4 separate regions of the Homo sapiens genome follow, and regions 2, 3 and 4 are each linked to region 1. The links are chromatin contacts, found by Hi-C or POLR2A ChIA-PET in ENCODE. All regions are on one chromosome and are shown on one strand. The core of a region is the stretch at or near the end of the contact, and the rest is flanking DNA. Distances in the headings are between cores, read along the strand shown. Region 1 holds the start of TMEM52 (transmembrane protein 52). Region 2 holds the start of C1orf159 (chromosome 1 open reading frame 159). Region 3 overlaps LOC124903820 (a long non-coding RNA gene). Region 4 holds the start of AURKAIP1 (aurora kinase A interacting protein 1).

Region 1 (2,639 bases), core at 79-2,578:
CTCTAGGCCCGAGGCCCCAAGGAGAGGGCTGGGTTTCTGGGAGAGTGCTGGTCCTTCCTCTCTGGGCTTGGCCATCTTGACAGCTTCATCGTAGGAGGGTGGAGGCTCCGGGGTGTACAGGCTGTAGGCAGGAGGAGCCATGGAGTCCAGGTCCAGCTCCCCAAAGGGCAGGGGCAACCGCATGCCCAGTGGGTACTGCACGGAGCTGTAGGCTGCAGGGAACCAGAGTGGGTTCGTGGAGGCGGGCTTGGCATTTACCCCCGCCATCTCCACCCTCAACTGGCGGGCCCCTAGGCACTCACAGGTCACAGTGCTGTGTACAGGGCTGTCACTGTCCATAGGGATGACTGCCACGTCGCAGGGCTGCCGTGCTGGTGGCAGATGTGGCTGGGCCTGTGCCTGCTTCCGGAGGCAGCAGAACCGGACACAACCAGCTGTGACACCACACAGCAGAAGCAGGAGGACCGCCAGCAGGATGAGCCTAGGAGAGCAAGGCTCTACCACTGGACTGACCCTCGGCCACCGGGCACCTGCACCCTGGGGAATGTCGTGGCACAACCACCGAAGACAGGTTAACAGGATAAAAAGCAGACAATGTCTCTCCATGTCGGAGACCGCCGTGGCCAGAGCCTGGCCTCGGGCTGCTGGGCCTGCCCTGGCTATCTCTCCTGGGCTGGCCAGGGGTGGCCTTGGGCTCACTCCCAGGACTCGCTGTCCTCAGCGAGTGCCCCACTGCTGAGCGGGATCGTAGGGGACTCCCGCGGAGGCCAGGCGGGAGAGGTGGGAGGGAAGGTCCTGCTTGCTCCAGGTCAGTTCCCGCCAGCGGCCGGGACTGGGCGACAGCGGAGGCGGCCTGGTGAGGTAAGGGCCTGGCGGGCCTGGCCCCGGTGACCCCCGCCCCAGAACCGTCGGACGCACGGCTCCGCCGCGGCCTCCACTTACCCCACGTGCCACAGGCTGCTCCAGCGGGCCTGGGGCGGGCACCTGTGGGGACGGCGGCACCTGGAGCAGGCGGGGCATGGGACGGCCGACCTCGCCACCCGTGCCTCCCCATAGGGCGGGGCCAGGCCCCGGCTCCCTCCCCCCCGACTTACTGGTCCGAGGGGTCGCAGCTGCCGTCCGCGAAGCCCAGCGCCACCTGTGGGGACAAGGGTGAGCCCGGGAGGGGCGTGGTCCGAGCAGGGACCCGCCCCGCGGTGGCCGAACCGAGAGAGAACGCCGCCCGACCCACCTGCGGCAGCGGCAGGAGCGGCAGGAGCGGCAGGAGCGGCAGCAGCAGCCGCAGTCCGCGGGCGGCCAGCGGCCCCCGGGCCATGCTCTGAGGAGGTTGGAGCAAAGCCCGGCGGCGCGGCTTTATGGGGCCCCGCCCACCACAGGACACACCCACCACATGACACGCCCACAGAACGCCCGCTCAGAGTAAACCCCGCCCACCGGGCCCCGCTGGCCGCAGGCCCCGCCCACAGGCGCACACGCCTACTGGACGCCCCACGCAGGGTAAACCCCGCCCTCCGGGCACCGCCCAGAGCAAACCGCGTTCGTCGCAGGCCTCGCCCACAGGACGCCTCACGCAGCATAAACCCCGCCCACTGGGCCCCGCCCAGTGCAAGCCTTGTTCGCCGCAGGCCCCGCCCACAGGAGCCCTCGCCCACGAGACGCCCCCATTCGCTGGGCCTCCACTCAATGCAAACCCCGCCCACTGGCCCCATGCCCAACGTAAGCCTCGCCCACCATACCCCGCTCAGCGCAATCCCCTCCCACTGGGCCACGCCCAACGTGTTCAGAGGGCTTGTCCGCCACAAGCCCTACCCCGCAGCTCCACCTGGCCCAGACTCGTGAGGCGACGGTGGGTCTCGTCCTCAGCCCGGGCACGGCGCCTTAACCTCGGCCGAGCGTGGCCTGCTCTGCTGCTGGTCTGGGCGTGGCCCGGGGACCCTCGGGAGCTGGCCTGGAAAGTCGTGGCTGCCTTGGGTGTGGTCCCTCGGGTCCAGTCTCGCAGGCGGGCTCCAGGTGGACTGTAGGGTAACGCCACCAAGATGCTGGGCATCCCGAACTTGGTGTTTGGACACTTGATTGTGGACCTGCGCTGCAGGCGCTGTCTGGGGGCTGGCCCAGGGGGCTGGAGCCTGGCCCTGGCTCTGGGCTGTTGAGGCGCTGGGTGCAGACCACTTTCCCAAAGCACTTGGCCTTGGGGGCCATGCCCCACCTGGGGAATGTGACCTCCATTCCCGAGGGCCACAGGGAGCCCAGTGCCCTTCCCTCAGCCTGCAATGTCTGCTGCTCCCTGTGCAGGGGCAGGCCTGGGGCCATTTCTTCCAGGGGGACCCCAGACCCTTATCCCTCTGCCACCAGGCCAGGGGCCCTGTTAGGCTCTTGGTGCCCTCTGCTCCCCGTGGGACCAACAGCACACCGTCTCTCTGGTGGTCAGGCTAAGGGAGGTGGTCAGCACAGCAAGGGGCAGGGTCCATCTTACTGCAGGAGGGGCATGCACCCCTTGCTCAGAACTGTTCCACATGTGGGCGCTGCTCAGTGTCCCCCACCCCTACCACAAGGGCAGTGACCCTGGAGGGCAGGGCCTCCTCTGCGTGGCTCTTCTGCCCATACCTGCCCCTTCACTGCATCACTCCTTCCACTGTTGG
Region 2 (2,639 bases), core at 67-2,566, 800 kb before region 1:
CAAAACCGGCTCCCTCTGCGAGGGTTTCCCAGGTTAAGCCATCAGGAAACAGGAAGACGCCTAAGAACGATACACTGGACTTTGGGGACTCGGAGGGAAGGGTGGGAGGGGGACAAGGATAAAAAGCTACAAATAGGGTGCAGTGCGTACTGCTCGGGTGATGGGAGCACCAAAATCTCACAAATCACCACTAAAGAGCTTACCCATGTAACCAAGTAACCAAACACCACCTGTACCCCAGTAACTTACGGAAAAATAAAAGAGGAAGACGCAGCTCTGCCTTCTCTGCACACCCTGGTAATACTAAGAAAAATGAAAACCAAAAAAAGGAGGCCAAGTTTGACATCCTGAAATTTAACAGGACGAGGCGGCTAAGAATTCAGCCACAAAATAGTTCCCGGGGAAGAAGCCGCGTTTGCTTTGAAACGCGGTAAGAAATGCCCCCGAACACCTGGGCTTAAATTACACCCAAACTCAATCATCGACTCGCTGCCACCGGAACACGCGCTCCCGAAAAACTGCACCCCGACTAGCCCTCGGCTACTCCAGGTGACAAACGGACAAAAACAAATCCTAAAGCCTCGCGGGAAAAAGACCTGAATCGTGGCCGACTTCTAGGACACCGGGGACCGCGCCGGTGCCCCCACTCCCGGCTGCCGGGAAGGCGAGGCGAACGCGCCCCCTTTCTTCCCCCGGGCGCCCGTCCCATCCCCTCCCCAGGGACCCCCTCCCTGCCCCGAGAACCCCCTCCCCTCCCCAGGTGCCCCCTCTCCCCCAGAGACCCCCTCCCCTCCCCAGGGACCCCCTTCCCTGCCCCGGGAACCCTTCCCCTCCCCAGGGACCCCCCTCCCTCCCCAGGGACCCCCTCCCCTCCCCAGGGACCCCCTTCCCTGCCCCGGGAACCTTTCCCCTCCCCAGGGACCCCCCCTCCCCGCTCCGGGAACCCCCTCCCCTCCTTAGGGACCCCCTCCCCACCCCTCCCCGGGGTCCCCCTGCCCTCCTCAGACGCCCCTTCCCCTCCCCAGGCGTCCCGCTCAGCCCGGGCGCCTTTCCCCCATAGGACCGCGGCCAGGCTCGTTGGGAGGCGGCGACGAGGACGCGGGCCCAGGCGCTGGCGGCTCCTCCGCGCGCCGCACAATGGGGGACGCGCAGGGAACGTCCCTCGGGCCGGGCCAGGGCCGCCGACCTTTGTCTGCCTCTCGCACTCCCTGCGCCGACCCGGCCGCCCAGACGGACCCCAGCGCCCCAACCCGCTACCCTCACGCCTGCCCCCAGCCCCTCACTCACCCCGGCGCCCTCCGGGTTTCTCTTTCGTACACCCCGCCCTCAGGCGGTGGCGCCGCGCCCCCTGGGACTTGTAGTCTTTCTTCCGCCCCGGCCCCGGCGCCAGGCCCCGCAGCTCCCAAAGAAAACTACAACTCCCGGCGGCCCGCGCGAGAGCCGCCCTCGCCTGGTGGTACCATCGCGCGCGGCCGTGGGTGGGGCGCCGGGGCGGGGCGCGAAGCGCCCTGGGAAATGTAGTCCTAGAAGAACCAGCGCATGTCTCGGGTCCCTGACACGGAGGGACTACATTCCCCCGGATTCCTCGCGCGCCGGCTGCTTGGCGTTGCCGGGAGACGGGGCGGGGCGTCGTCGGGGTCTCCCGGGCGACCGCACAAGCGTCGGCGTCCTTAGCGTTCCGCCGGTTTAGGCGGAGGCGGAGGCGGAGCGTTTGGGGGCGGCCGGGGCGGCTTCGGCTTCATCGGAGAAGGCGGCGCGGCTGCACCAGGTTTGGCCGCGGGCGCGCGGGGCCAGCGCCCTCCAGACCCACGGAGCGCCCCGAGCGCCTCGCGAGCCGCCGCCAAATGCGCCCCAGGTCCGCGGCCGGCGCCAGTGCTGGGACCTCGGCGGCCGGTGTCGGAGCGCGGCGGGAGAGACCCTGCCTTGGGTGCGGGACTGGGACGGCTCGGACCCAGAGGGCTCCCGGGGCTTCGCCTCTCGGACGGGTCAGGGCTCTGCGGTCTCAGGACGCTCCCCCGTGAGTCTCGGCGGCCCCGGGGTCTGGGCGGCGTCGCTGCCCCACAGGCCGGGCGCGTGGGTTTTTCCGGGGCTCTGCCTCTGAGCCACCCTCGGAGAAAAGACAGCTCTGTGCGTCCCGCGGCGCCCGCAGCTTTCGGCAAACATGTTTAAAGGAGCTCCCCGAAGGAACTGGGGACGTCCGTCCGCTCATCAAAGGCTTCAATCCTGTCGGTGTCCCCGGGCCCTCTCCTAGCTGGGCCAGCGCGCAGGGTGGGGGGGCGCTGCAGGTGTCGCGGCCCCCCCCAACCTCCGCAGACCCTTCCAACCCCTCAGACCCCCCAAAACCCCCAGATCCCCCAACCCCCCATATACCCCCAACCCCTCAGACCCCCCAACCCCCCAGACCCCCCAACCTCCCAGGCCCCCAGACCCCCCAGCTCCCTTGCTCCCGGGAGCTCCCAGGCCCGTCCTGCATGCGCCTTGGGGTTGTTCCTCCTTGATGGACGCCGCCTCCGGGTTCCATCCCAAGTTTAAATGCCAGAGATTTCAATGGAAATAAAGCCCCCATCTTAACAGCGTGAGGATGTTTTGTAAACAGTATTGGGGACAGCTGGGGAAGTCACATTTGTGTCTTCTCTTTA
Region 3 (2,639 bases), core at 83-2,582, 770 kb before region 1:
TCCTCTCAGGGACCCAGGCTCTCCATACGACCCAGCTCTATCATCCCATTGGGGATCCATGCTCTCCACATGACCCGGCTCTATCATCCCATCGGGGACCCAGGCTCTCCACACGACCCAGTTCTATCATCCCGTCAGGGATCCAGGCTCTCCACACGACCCAGTTCTATCATCCTCTCAGGGACCCAGGCTCTCCACATGACCCAGCTCTATCATCCCATCGGGGATCCAGGCTCTCCATACGACCCAGCTCTATCATCCTCTCAGGGACCCAGGCTCTCCACATGACCCAGCTCTATCATCCTCTCAGGGACTCAGGCTCTCCACATGACCCAGCTCTATCATCCCATTGGGGATCCAGGCTCTCCACACGACCCAGCTCTATCATCCCATTGGGGATCCACGCTCTCCACATGACCTGGCTCTATTATCCTCTCAGGGACCCAGGCTCTCCACACGACCCAGTTCTATCATCCCATCAGGGATCCACGCTCTCCACACGACCCAGCTCTATCATCCTCTCAGGGACCCAGGCTCTCCACACGACCCAGCTCTATCATCCCATCGGGGATCCAGGCTCTCCACACGACCCAGCTCTATCATCCCACCGGGGACCCAGGCTCTCCATACGACCCAGTTCTATCATCCCGTCAGGGATCCAGGCTCTCCACACGACCCAGCTCTATCATCCCATCGGGGACCCAGGCTCTCCATATGACCCAGCTCTATCATCCCATCAGGGTTCCGCGTTCTCCACACGACCCAGCTCTATCATCCCATTGGGGATCCAGGCTCTCCACATGACCCAGCTCTATCATCCCATCAGGGATCCACGCTCTCCACATGACCCGGCTCTATCATCCTCTCAGGGACCCAGGCTCTCCACACGACCCAGCTCTGTCAACACTCCCCTCCATCACCCAGCTGAGGCTGTGCCCATCAGGTTTCTCCACTAGTGGGACTGTAAACAATTGCATTTTATTTTTTTATTTTTGAGACAGGGTCTCACTCTGTCACCCTCCTGGGCTCAGGGGATCCTCCCGCCTCATCCTCCCAAGTGCTGGGACTCCATTGCGCACTCCCATGCCCAGCTAATTTTTTGTATTTTTTGTAGACACAGGGTTTCACCATGTTGCCCAGGCAGGTTTCCAACTCATCCCCCAGTCTTGGCCTCCCAGTGCTGGGGTTACAGATGTGAACCATGGCACCCAGCAAACAATTGCATTTTAATTCCAGATATTGAAAAATGCCGCAATTCATTGTTAGTATTATTGCTGTGCAAAGCCAAAATCAACTGGGATTTCATCACTTTTCACACAGCAGACCTTCTGCCTGGAACCGTCCCGTGGCTGTGTGTGCTTTGCACATTCTCTTAGCAAACGTTTACTGGTGGCAAATGTTCTCAGCTCTCTTCTGGTTGTTGTTTGTTTTGCTTTCTGGCCAGTGCATATTGTAAAGCAGCTGTTCCACTGTCTTCTGTCTCCATCATGCTGTGGGCATGTCTGCCACCAGTCCCACCACTGGTCTTTGGAAGTGAACCTGTCTCACTCTTCCCTGGCTGTTTTCAACTCTTCATTGTTGGCTTTCAGGATGGCTCACGTGGGCGGCAAGCTGGGGATTTCTGTGTATTTATCCGGCTTAAGATTCATGGGGCTTCTTGAATCTGTGTTTGGATGTCTTTTAACAGTTCTGGAAAATTCTCAGATAGTATCTCTTCAAATATTAATTTCTCCCATTCTCTCTTCTTCCAAGTCTCTATATTTTATATATGTATTTCACCCTCCCACCCTTATCCATATTGTCTTTTAAAAATATCTCTAGCCAGCCAGGCATGGTGGCTCAGGCCTATAATCCCAGCACTTTGGGAGCATGAGGTGCATGGATCACCTGAGGTTGGGAGTTTGAGACCAGCCTGATCAACATGGAGGAACCCCGTCTCTACTAAACATACAAAATTAGCCAGGCGTGGTGGCGCATGCCTGTAATCCCAGCTACTTGGGAGGCTGAGGCAGGAGAATTGCTTGAACCCCGGAGGCAGAGGTTGCAGTGAGCCAAGATTGTGCCATTGCACTCCAGCCTGGGCAACAAGAGTGAAACTCCATCTCGAAAAAAAAAAAAAAATCTCTAGCCTTCATTCTGGATAATTTACACTTACCTGTCTTCCAGTTCCCCAATTTTCTTTTGCTTCCTTCCTACCTTCTTTTTCTTTTTTTTTGACAGAGTCTGGCTCTGTCACCCAGGTTGGAGTGCAGCGGTGCAATCTCGGCTCACTGCAACCTCCGCCTCCTGGGTCCAAGTGATTCTTCTGCCTCAGCCTCCTGAGAAGCTGGGATTACAGGTGCCTGCCACCACACCTGGCTAATTTTTGCATTTTTAGTAGAGACAAGGTTTCACCATGTTGGCCAGGATGGTCTCAAACTCCTGACCTCAGGTGATTCTCCCGCCTCGGCCTCCCAAAGTGCTGGGATTACAGGCATGAGCCAACGCGTCCAGACCCCAGTTTTCTTTTCAGCAATTTTAAATCTTCTGTTAAGCCTATCCATTGAGTTTTAAATTGTGGTTATATTTTCATTTCTAAAAGCTCATTGTCTTTTTAAATCTACTACATAATTTTTATAAGCTAAAGTTCTCTGCAAATA
Region 4 (2,639 bases), core at 102-2,601, 540 kb before region 1:
AGCCCCGCCTTCAGCCAGATGCGCCTCAGGTCTTTCTCGAACTTGATCTGCAAGACGCAGAGAGAGGGACCGCCAAGTAATTCGTGGCAAAGAAACGTGTTCTCAGCACTTTGCCCTCCCAGGGCCAAGCAGGGGGCCACTCACCTGCTTGCGTCTCAGGCGTCCCTCCTGGACCTTCCTCCGCAGGAACCGCGTCTTCTTCACCAGCTTCCGGTACTTGTGGTGGTTCATCTTCCGCCGGCGGATCTTCAGCACGTTTTTGCACTGAATTTGAGGCGCATCCGCGACGCCTTCATCCCCCTGCTCGGCCCCTTCCCCTATCTGGCTGGGCGGACACTGGTAGGATTGCGGTGGAGCCACAGTCCCTGCGGTCCCGGTATCCAGTCTGGGCAGGAAGCAGCGGGCCGTGAGCCAGCTCTCCAGGGGGCTGACGGACATCTTCCTGGGGACCAGCATCTCCTCCAGCTCCAGCTGGGCCCCCTTGCGAGGGAGAGAGGCCGCCCTACCTGGGCCGGCCGGCGATGTGCTGTAAAGGGGCCCGCAGACCCGGCTGCCCAGCACTCCAGAGACGGGCCAAGGCGGGCGGCCGCCTGCAGAAAACCAGACGCCACGGTCACCGCTCGCGAGACCACACAGGCCCGTCGGGTTGAGGAGCAGCAGGTTCGTCCCAGCGAGGATCCCCCGCACCTCATTCCTGGCCTGAACCCCTGAGGTTCCCTCTGTGAGCATCGGAAGCTTAGAGGGGAAAGAGTGTGTGTGTGGCCACCGGCCCTGCCCCAGCGGAGCTGCTGAGACCCGCACTCCTAACCAGGTGTGCATCCTCCCATCCGCCCCCGCGCGGCTTCCTACCTGCCCAAGGAACGGCCCTCAACAGCTGGGAAGTCAGGCGCCCCAGGAGCATGGTCTGTGGGCGGCGGCCACAGGTCCCAGGGGAGCTGGAACACAAGTGCCCGTTCAGGTCAGGCGGCAGCGCCTTCAGTAGTCGCGGGCGGGCCGGGACTGGGGCGTCTGGTCCCGCCGCGACCCTCGCTTCCCTTCTCCCTCCGCCACCCCAACCCACAAGGAGGACTTTGCTTCCAACACAGCTCGCGCCCCGAGGCTCCCAAGCCCCCGACGCGGGCGGTGTCGCGCTCGGACGCACCGAAAGGTCCCAGAACGGGGAGGCCGGCCCCCTCCCCGGGTTCACCCCCGCGCGAATCGCGTTGCCTGGCGCCCGGACCCTCTCGGCTGGACCCCGGGCCCGCCTGCCGCAGCGCCCGGCGCCCTCAGGCCTCCCGCTGACCCTTCCCAAGCCCGACCTCGACGCGGCTCAAATTGACCGTTCTGCGGCCGCCCTCGGGCACTTCCGGTCCGTCCCCAAGTCGGCCCCGATCGGCAGCGGCCACCCGGCGGTTCCTACGCACAGCGCCCGCTGGCGTCCTCGCGGCCCCCGATTCTGCATTGGCTCAGGCCCCGCCGGGCCCGAAAGGCGACGGTTTCCGGTTAGTGGAATCACGGTCCCAGTCCTCGCGCGGTTCCTCAGCTCCGCCTGGTCCCTTACGGAGGCAAAAAACTACATTTCCCACAATCCCAGGGGGTGCGGGCCCTGGATATACCCGCAGGTCCAGAATCGTTTCCGGACCACCCAGGGGCCGGATTCCCAACGGGCCGACGGAAGTGCGGGCTCAAGACTACGGAAGTGACGTATCTGGCAACGGAAGTGGAGTTACGTGGAAGGCGGAAGCGTCTAGAGCTATTTCCCCCGTTTTTGCTAGAGACCAAGGACCCGGAATAAGCACTGAGCCTGCGGTACCGGGCCTCCCCGACTCCTCATTCCTGGGGTTAAAAAAAAAAAAATAAGACGCAGGCTGGGCGCGGTGGCTCAGGCCTGTAATCCCAGCACTTTGGGAGGCCGAGGCTGGTGGATCACCTGAGGTCAGGAGTTCGAGACCAGCATGGCCAACATGGTGAAACCCCGTCTCTACTAAAACTACAAAAATTAGCCTAGCGTGGTGGCAGGCGCCTGTAATCCCAGCTACTCGGGAGGCTGAGGCAAGAGAATCGCTTGCGCCCAGGAGGCAGAGGTTGCGGTGAGCCGAGATCGCACCACTGCACTCCAGTCTGGGTGACATAGATCCTGTCTCAAAAAAATAAATAAATAAATAAAATAAAAATCAGACTCACACTTTTTGTCTGAGAACTAAAAGCAGCCTCTCTGGTGGATTGGGTTTGGCTGAGCCCCTAATGATGCTCCCCAGAGTAGGCGCTGCCAACGTGTAGCTTCACCTTTCTACTCCAGACAGGCCCCTTTGACCTCCGTGAGGTTGGCTAATATAGAGACCCCAGCATGGACTTGCAGGGGCGCCTGGTGGGAGAGGGGTGTGGAGCAGAGCCTGCTGGGCCTGCTCGGAGACTTGCCTTGCAGGAGGGTCTTCCAGGGACGCTTAGCAGGAAGTGGAAAGGCCAGGTCATCTGCCGGGCCCAGCCTGGCTAAGCAGTGAGTGACAGGTAGGATAGGCCAGTGTGAGGACATAAAGTTCAGGCTCCAGGCCCACCTCTACAACTGAGGTCCCCAGATGACTCTACGTTACCCCTCAGAGGGGCTACTTGGGACTCCAAGCAGGAAGGTTTACGAACGTTATTTGCGGGCCCGCCCTTCA

Evidence for each region. A loop is a pair of places that touch in the nucleus more often than their neighbours do. ChIA-PET counts read pairs that join two places held with the same protein, here RNA polymerase II (POLR2A). Pooled maps may share reads with other maps.
Region 2: a loop to region 1 is called in a map of naive thymus-derived CD4-positive, alpha-beta T cell, with 9 times the contacts of the local background. The contact joins the promoter of C1orf159 here to the promoter of TMEM52 in region 1. A Hi-C loop is called at or near these places in 1 of 168 maps with a recorded cell type or tissue (naive thymus-derived CD4-positive, alpha-beta T cell), 1 of 37 single-sample maps with no recorded cell type and 10 of 50 pooled maps. POLR2A ChIA-PET finds 5 or more read pairs at or near these places in 1 of 52 experiments (AG04450).
Region 3: a loop to region 1 is called in a map with no recorded cell type, with 7 times the contacts of the local background. The contact joins the enhancer-like site here to the promoter of TMEM52 in region 1. A Hi-C loop is called at or near these places in 1 of 37 single-sample maps with no recorded cell type and 5 of 50 pooled maps. POLR2A ChIA-PET finds 5 or more read pairs at or near these places in 1 of 52 experiments (GM10248).
Region 4: a pooled map shows a loop between it and region 1 (6-fold over the local background). The contact joins the promoter of AURKAIP1 here to the promoter of TMEM52 in region 1. A Hi-C loop is called at or near these places in 1 of 168 maps with a recorded cell type or tissue (K562), 1 of 37 single-sample maps with no recorded cell type and 8 of 50 pooled maps. POLR2A ChIA-PET finds 5 or more read pairs at or near these places in 5 of 52 experiments (B cell, BJ, WTC11 and 2 more).

What each region holds. Positions count from the first base shown.
Region 1 is chr1:1,917,951-1,920,589 of GRCh38, forward strand. TMEM52 (transmembrane protein 52) reads right to left here and starts at 1,329. Exons shown (of 5, transcript NM_178545.4): 1 at 1,232-1,329; 2 at 1,095-1,138; 3 at 943-984; 4 at 303-481; 5 at 1-212. The coding sequence starts at 1,315. RefSeq lists enhancers at 646-1,447, 1,507-2,100, 2,101-2,639 and a silencer at 926-1,565.
Region 2 is chr1:1,114,773-1,117,411 of GRCh38, forward strand. It overlaps C1orf159 (chromosome 1 open reading frame 159), which reads right to left and starts at 1,317. Exons shown (of 10, transcript NM_017891.5): 1 at 1,288-1,317. RefSeq lists silencers at 1,008-1,607, 1,778-1,897, 1,938-1,987.
Region 3 is chr1:1,152,684-1,155,322 of GRCh38, forward strand. All of the region lies in intron 1 of LOC124903820 (a long non-coding RNA gene), which reads left to right. Among named protein-coding and RNA genes, the nearest start is that of MIR200BHG, 8.9 kb to the right of the region's middle. Within about 2 kb of position 1,333, at least 2 of the 41 ENCODE cell types and tissues checked have a DNase peak (open chromatin) inside an H3K27ac peak, as active enhancers do.
Region 4 is chr1:1,373,856-1,376,494 of GRCh38, forward strand. AURKAIP1 (aurora kinase A interacting protein 1) reads right to left here and starts at 1,352. Exons shown (of 4, transcript NM_017900.3): 1 at 1,299-1,352; 2 at 850-935; 3 at 145-590; 4 at 1-47. The coding sequence starts at 901. RefSeq lists silencers at 1,093-1,142, 1,163-1,342 and an enhancer at 1,138-2,043.